2 separate regions of the Homo sapiens genome follow, and region 2 is linked to region 1. A link is an interaction called in ENCODE POLR2A ChIA-PET data of the cell type or tissue named here. Cell type or tissue: PC-9. All regions are shown on one strand.

Region 1 (4,000 bases):
CACAGCCTCCTGAGTAGCTGGCACTACAGGCATGTGCCAGCATCTCCAGCTAATTAAAAAAATTTTTTTTGGCCAGGTGTGGTGGTGCGTGCCTGTAATCCTAGCTACTCGGGAGGCTGAGACACCAGAATCGCTTGAACCCAGGATGCGGAGCTTGCAGTGAGCCAAGATCGTGGCACTGTACTCCAGCCTGGGCAACGGAATGAAACTCCATCTCAGAAAAAAAAAATTTTTTTTGTAGAGATGAAGTCTCACTATGTTACCGAGGCTGGTCGCAAATTCCTGGGCTCAAGCAATCCTCCTCTCTTGGCCTTCAGCCTTCCAAAATGCTGGGATTACAGGATTATTTTCTTTCCTAGTTTTTTTTTTTTTTTTTTTGGATGGCATCTCGCTCTGTTGCCCAGGCTGGAGTACACTGGTGCGATCTCAGCTCACTGCAACCTCCACCTCCTGGGTTCAAGCGATTCTCCTGCCTCAGCCTCCTGAGTAGCTGGGATTACAGGCGCCTGCCATCATGCCCTGCTAATTTTTGTAGTTTTAGTAGAGACAGGGTTTCACCATGTTGGCCAGGCTGGTCTCGAACTCCTGACCTCAGGTGATCTGCCCGCCTCGGTCTCCCAAAGTGCTGGGATGACAGGCGTGAGCCACAGCGCCCCCTGCCCCCAACTCCCATGTCCCCAGATATTGCAAAGTTGCCCTGAGTGGAGAATTCTAATAACTTGCCAGCAGGCTAGAAGAACTCCATTTAAAACCCTTGCCAGGGCTGGGCATGGTGGCTAACACCTGTAATCCCAGCACTTTGGGAGGTTGAGGTGGGCGGATCACCTGAGGTCAGGAGCTTGAGACCAGCGTGGCCAACATGGTGAAACCCCATCTCTACTAAAAAATACAAAAATTAGCCGGGTGTGGTGGTGGGCACCTGTAATCCCAGCTGCTTAGGAGGCTGAAGCAGGAGAATCCCTTGAACCCGGGAGGTGGAGGTTGCGGTGAGCTGTGATTGTGCCATTGCACTCTAGCTTGGGCAACAAGGGCAAAACTCTGTCTCAAAATAAAATAAAATAAAACCCTTGCCAACACTTGGGATTTTATGCATTTTGATTATAGCTGCATTACTTGATGGGTTGACTAGGAGGACACTGGAGTGTCTTCTCACACAGACTCCATATTTAGTTTGAAGACGTCCTTCTATATTGCCTTATAATCTTCCCCAGGGAGGCCTTACAGTCTTCCCATTGCGTATATTACTCCTGAGCTTATGATTTCGGTTGCTTTGTGAAAGGTTATAAAAACCACAATTTCTGATGTGTTGTTGCCTGTCATGGGCTGGCTGTCGATCACCCTCTCTGACTTCTCTTACTCCTCCAAGCAGGCCGCCTGTAGGTTCACTTGGATTTCCCAGGTAGATGGCCCTATCATCTATGAATCTGCACTTTCGTTTCTTTCCAAACCTCACATTGCTTGTTTCTTGTCATATTGCATGGGCTGGCATCACCATTATAATGCTAAGTGGACATGGTGATGGTGGGAGTCTTAGCTTCCATTCCCCAGAAAGTAGCCAGATGCAAAGCTCAGTGTACACATTTTCTGGAAGGGAGGAACACACCGAGCCAGGGAGGAGGTGAAGCTGAGGCAAGGCTGCTTCTTACTCAGCTGCTGTGGCTTTTTGGAAGTTGCAGCTCAGCTGGCCACGTCTGCACACCCTCTCCCACGAGACCATACAGCGATGCTCCACCTCAGAATGGTCCACAGGGAGGAGGAAGGGAGAATAGTTTCTCTGCAAGCTCCTTCCTGTCTTCTGCTCTCATAGGTCAGAGTTGCTCTCCCGAGGAATTAAGTTCCCTGCATCTTCAGGTGGTGTTACTGGCCCCTCTTGGCAGCTGCTGGGCAGGCCAGAGTGTCTGAGGGTTTGGGGAAGCTGGCACATTGTGTGGAGTGAGAGAGAGGTTCATTAAAATTCCCAATTATTCCTATACATTCCCAATTATAGTCCCAATTGTATTTGTGGATTTATCTATTTCTTATTTTAGTTTTGTCAATGTTTGCTTTATATGTTTTAAAGCTCAGTTATTTGGCACATAGAAGTTTAGGATTGTTTTCTGTTTGGTTGCATGAACTCTCCTATCATCATGAAATGTTATCTCTTCTAATAATGGTTTTGTTTCAAAGTCCACATTGTCTGATCTTACTATCATTATACTAGGTTTTTGAAAACATTAATGTTTGCCTAATATATCTTTTTTTTTATTCTTTTGCTTTCTATCTTCCTGGATCTTGATATTTAGGGTTTGTTTTTTCTAAACAACATGCATCTTATTTAACTTCTCTCTGTTTTTTTTTCTTTCCTTTTTTTTTTGAGACAGAGTCTCACTCCGTCACCCAGGCTGGAGTGCAATGGTGCAATCTCGAGTCACTGCAGCCTCTGCCTCCCAGATTCAAGCGATTCTTGTGCCTCAGCCTCCCAAGTAGCTGGAATTATAGGCACGGGCCACCACACCTGGCTAATTTTTTGTACTTTTAGTAGAGACGAGGTTTCACCATGTTGGCCAGGCTGGTCTCAAACTCCTGACCTCAAGTGATCAGCCTGCCTTGGCCTCCCAAAGAGCTGGGATTACAGGCATGAGCCACCGTACCTGGCCTAATTTCTGTCTTCTGTTAGCTTCCGGGTTATGTATTCATTATCCTTTAATGGCTACCTTAGAGATGGTTATATTTATTTATTTATTTTTTTGAGATGGGGTCTCACTCTGTTATCCAAGCTGGAGTGCAGTGGCATAATCATGGCTCACTGCAGACTTGACCTCCCAGGCTCAGGTGATTCTCCCACCTCAGCCTCCTGAGTAGCTAGGACTATAGGCACCTGCCAACACACCCGGCTAATTTGTGTATTTTTGGTAGAGATGGAGTTTTGCCATGTTGCCCAGGCTGGTTTTGAATTCCTGGTCTTGAGCAATCCATCTGCCTTGGCTTCCCGAAGTGCTGGGACTACAGGCGTGAGCTTCTGCACCCATCCAGAGATTATGATAACATATTATCAGTTAATAATCTCGTGTCTTCATAAACAAGGCAAGAACCTTACAACTATTTAATTCTGTTTATCCCTCTCCTGACTTCTGTGCTGTTGTCATATATTTTACTTCCACAAAGTTTAAAAATTTTATAGGACATTGAATATTGTTTTATTTATTTATTTAGAGACGGAGTCTTGCTCTGTTGCCCAGGCTGGAGTGCAATGGTGCAATCTTGGCTCACTACAACCTCTGCCTCCCAGGTTCAAGCAATTCTCTTGTCTCAGCCTCCGAAGTAGCTGGGATTACAGGTGCCCACCACCATGCCCAGCTACTTTTTTTTTTGTTTTTTTTTTGAGATAGAGTCTTGCTCTTGTTGCCCAGGCTGGAGTGCAGTGGTGCGATCTCGGCGCACTGCAACCTCCACATCCCGGGTTCAAGCGATTCTCCTGCTTCACCCTCCTGAGTAGCTGGGACTACAGGCGCATGCCACTACACCCGGCTAATATTTTGTATTTTTAGTTGAGACAGGATTTTACCATGTTGGCCAGGCTGGTCTCGATTTCCTGACCTGTGATCTGCCTGCCTCGGCCTCCCAAAGTGCTGAGATTACAGGCGTGAGCCACTGTGCCCAGCCCTTGGCTACTTTTTATATTTTTAGTACAGACAGGGTTTCATCATGTCGGCCAGTCTGGTCTTGAACTCCTGACCTTGTGATACACTCACCTCGGCCTCGCAAAGTGCTGGGATTACAGGCGTGAGCCACCGTGCCTGGCCCTTGGCTACTTTTTATATTTTTAGTAGAGATGGGGTTTCACCATGTTGGCCAGTCTGGTCTCGAACTCCTGACCTCAGGTGATCCGCCCTCCTCGGCCTCCCAAAGCACTGGGATTACAAGCGTGAGCCACTGTGCCTGGCCCAATCATAGTTATTTTAAAGCCCTTGTTTCCTAACTCCAATATGTGGCTTATCTGTAATCTGCTTCTTCTGTTAGC
Region 2 (4,000 bases), 200 kb after region 1:
GCAGCCACACAAGGAAGCCCAGGACTCTTTGCCCCTTGGGCCATGGAGGACACACAGGTCGTGGGAGAAGCCTGGCAACCAGGCTAGGGAGCTCATTCAAGGCAGGGAAGATGACTTCCAAGAGGAGGCCAGCCAGAGGGTGGGGAGCCTGCTGGGGAAGGCAGGGCCCCAGGGGAAGAGTGCCCGGGCAGGGGCCCCCAACACAAGCAGGGGCAGGGAGGCCAGCACGCCATCCTGCTGGCTTGGCCAGACCGAGGGTGTACAGGTGGAGGTGAGCTGCAGCCCTGGAGGCTGGACAGGAAGGTCGAGGGAGGCTGGAAGAGCCTTGAATGCCACGGTGAGGGCATCTGAGTCTGTTCACAGGCCATCAGGTGGGTGGTGCTGGGAGTGTTGGCAAGCAGGCTGCTCTCTCTGGGTCCCACGTGGGACATGCTATAGCCCCTCACTCGCTCACCCCACTGAGTTTGCAGGGACTGCGCCCCTCTCTGGGCGACACCTAACACGGGAGAGTGCAAGCTGGGCAGACGGAAAGGGGGTTCTCGGGGTCCGTGGCTCCCCCTGCTCCTTGTGCGCCTAGGCTGGGTCCTCTTGGGAGGACCACTGCCAGGCAGGAGGCAGCCCTGCTCGTGGCTCTGTACCGTGCTCCCAAAGTCTCCACCGAGAGCACCCAGCAGGGTCCTGTCTGCAGAGTGCAGGCCCTCACCTGCCCGGGCCTTCGCTGCTGTTTGCCAAGGGTTTGTGCTGCACGTTCTGTGGCCAGATGTGATGTGGATGCTGTGATGAACAGGACAGACAGAAATCCCTGCCCTCCAGGAGCGAATAGTAGGGGGTGGGAGACATGGGGGACGTAGTACCAAACACAGGGGTGGTGACTGGAAGAGCAGCAAAGGGGAAGGGCGGGACCACTTCTGGGGATGCCTGGGGTCCGGGTAAGGATGCGGAGGCAGGGAGGAAGCCAGCCTCCTGCCCGGCGGGCACAAATGCCCCAGGCCAGGGGTACAGGCGGGCAGGTGCCGGAGCGCACAGAGGAGGGAGCTGCACCCTGCAGGCTGCGCCTTGAGTGTCCCATGGGGAGTCTGCAGGGCTGAGAACAGGAGGGTGAGGACAACCTCAGCAGGTTGTCGGGGCCACTGGCACTCGTTGAGAGAAGGGTGTGATGGGGCGCGGGAGACGCAGAGAAAGAATATGGGGTGGCTGGGTGGGGTGTGGTGGCTGACAAGGCAGGGTGAGGTGGCAGATTTTGCTGGTGGGCTGGATGGGCGGAGGTGGTGGTGATCGGGGGAGGGTGAGGAAGAGCCTGTCTGAAGGGGATGGTCAGAACTGCCAGGGGCGACTTGCTGCTAGGACCCCAGCGCATGGCCGACGGGCAGCCGGACGCAGGTCTGAGGATGGAAGGAGCGCCCTGGCTGAGATGCGCGTGGGACCCCTTAGCCCAAGAGGATTTCCAGCCTGGAGGATTTCCGGGGTCAGCAGGAAATCACAAGGGGTCAGGGTGGACACAGAGGTGGCAAGGAAAAGCTGGGGAGGGGACAAAGCTGGAGACAGAGCAGCCATCGGGGAAAGGAGGATGTGTGTGGAGTCCTGGGGCCAAGCACAGGAAGGGCTCCCAGAAGCGACCGGGGAGCTCGTCCGCACTCTGATGCCCCTGACACGGCCACATGCAGCCCTCAGGACCTTGCTGGGGCAGCTCCGAGTGGCTCAGGTTTGAAGGAGGTGGAGAGGAGGTGCCAGGAGCTGGTGTCTGAGGCTGACTGTCTCGGGGAGTGTGGCTGGGAAGGGGCAGGGGAGCGACGTGGTGGCCAGGATGCTCTTAAAGCTGCTGGAAGGATCTGGCAGCGGGAGGAGTAATCCCTGCAGGTGTGAGGGTGGCAGCTGTGATGCTGGGAAAGATGTTCCCTAATCCAGTGGGGTGCGGCAGTCAGCACCGGGAGGCAGAGGCGAGGCCGTGGAGACCACTGAGGGCGTCTGCAGCATCCCTGGGCCCAGACCTCAGGCCCTTGGCCTGCAAGAGAAACCCCCCGGTAGTGGAAAGTTCACTCCCTCCCTGAATGTCATGCACCAGCGACCGCTGAAGCCCAAGTCCAGGTGACCTCTGAGCATATGATGTGAGGGGCCCTTCCTGTGGTCTGCAGGCCAGCCAGTGACTTCCTTCCCCTTCTGGAGGTGGCTCCCGCAGCCATGTGCTAGGGTTGTCATGTGAGGCTGGCCTAGGCTTCCAGGCCCTGAGGCCACAGCACCATGCCACGTCCCCAGCTCTGCGGCCTCTCACCCTGGTCCAGGCAGCCCCTCTTGTCAGCCTCAGCCGTGCAGCCTGCACACACAGCCTGTGCCTCTCAGCTGGACGGCGGCTCTTCCATGCCCTTTGGCAGAGGCTCCACCCATCTGTGCAACTGCCTGGCCTCTGTTGCAGGTTCTGCCCACACAGGCAGTGCCCTCCTGCCTCTTGGGCCTGGCTGAGCCCGTCCTTCCACTGCTGAGACCATGACAAGGGGCGTCCACCCTCAGCCAGGACGGACCTCCCATCCCAGGGTGCAGACAACATATGGGAGCCACGTCACAGCTGTTTCACCGCTGGGAGCTGTTACCTCCCAGGGGGCTGTCAGCTGCCCAGGTCCCGAGGGTGTGAGACTGTGGCTGAGGACTCAGGGGGCTGGGGCATAGGAGCTGGGAGGGTGACATCACAGGGCCCAGAGGGTCCATGTGGAGACCAAGGCGAGGTTCCAGTGCGGTCCCAGCAGCAAGGAGGGAGATGCTGGGAAGGCGGTGGCCCCTAAGGGTCACCAGCAGATGGTGGCCACCAGCCCCTCACCGGTGCAGTCGGCTTCATGCCCCCAAGTCCTTTCTTACTCGCTGCCTCGTCTCATCCCCCCAGGCCCCAGGGAGCAGGCAGGGCCTTGATCCCTTGCCCCAGATGAGAAAATCCTGATGCTCACAGAGGAAGTTGCAAAAGGACAGTGCAACACCTCCCAATCTTGCTTTTTTGCTGCCTGTGCAGTTTTGCAAAAGTCACATCCCTGTTGGGGTGACGGGCGGTGTCCCTGCTGTCCCCCTACAGTCGTTGTGGGTCCTCCTCCCCTGTGCCCTGGACACAGCCCTAGTGGACAGAGGGCTCTGGTCCCCGCCCCACACTCCCCCATGGGCAGGATGCCGTTCTAGCTAGCAGCCCCCTCCCCACAGTGGCTCATACTTGGGCCAGGGATGCCCCTCCTCTGTATCCTCATCTGGGAAAACCCCAGTGCCCCAGGGGTGCCAGCCACACACCACTGCCTGCCCTGAAAGAGAAGGCGCTTGCCGCAATGCCCAGCAAAGCAGGATTATCTCCCGACCTCTGTGGGTCCGGCCTGCGGCGAGTGGAGCCAGGCCCCTCATCTCACCAGGGAGCAGGGCAGGAGTCCCCCTTCACCCCATCCTCCTGTCTCTGGACCCCTCAATAGTACCCAGCCTCTGCCCACGGCCCCTCCACGTCTTTCCCTGCCCCTTCCTGCTACCCAATCCTTTGTTCTTTTGCTGGGCTGAAAAGGGTCCCCGAAGATGTCTACATTCTAATCACCGGGACCTACGTGACAAAGGGGCCTCCAGATGTGGTTAAGTCGAGGCACATGGGATGGGAGATTGTTCTGGAATATCCGGACAGGCTCAGGGCAATCACAAGCATCAGGATAGGAGCTGGGGAGGGTCAGAGCCACAGGAGACTAGAAGATGCCACTGCTGGACTTGAAGTCGGAGGAGGGGACCGTGAGTCAGGGAATGCTGGCGGCCTCTGGGAATGGGAGACACAGGGAGAGATGGATTTGCTTTTAGAGGCTCCGGAAGGGAACCGCCCTGCAGGCATCTTAATGTTAGCTCCTTGAAAACCACGTGGGACTTGTGACCTCCCAAACTGCAAGATGATAGATTTACGTTGCTTTAAGCCACTGTGTTTGTGTAATCTGCCACAGCAGTTAATTAGTCAGAGACTAATACAGACCTTGTGCCGGGTGACCAGCTGACCTTTGTAAAA

The links. Peaks named below come from ENCODE experiments on the same cell type or tissue, not always from the same donor. Only the 100,000 strongest peaks of a DNase experiment are listed, where the experiment ranks them.
Region 2: POLR2A ChIA-PET joins it to region 1 with 11 read pairs; 3 of 35 experiments call an interaction of 5 or more read pairs at or near these places.

Annotation. Positions count from the first base shown.
Region 1 is chr11:1,577,006-1,581,005 of GRCh38, forward strand. The region is part of intron 1 of KRTAP5-AS1 (KRTAP5-1/KRTAP5-2 antisense RNA 1); the gene reads left to right. Among named protein-coding and RNA genes, the nearest start is that of KRTAP5-AS1, 6.3 kb to the left of the region's middle. In PC-9, no CTCF peak of the experiment used is centred here; no DNase peak of the experiment used is centred here; H3K27me3 peaks cover 573 bases.
Region 2 is chr11:1,779,186-1,783,185 of GRCh38, forward strand. All of the region lies in intron 1 of LOC124902610 (a long non-coding RNA gene), which reads left to right. Among named protein-coding and RNA genes, the nearest start is that of CTSD, 17 kb to the left of the region's middle. In PC-9, no CTCF peak of the experiment used is centred here; a DNase peak (open chromatin) is centred at 3,926; H3K4me3 peaks cover 184 bases; H3K27ac peaks cover 235 bases.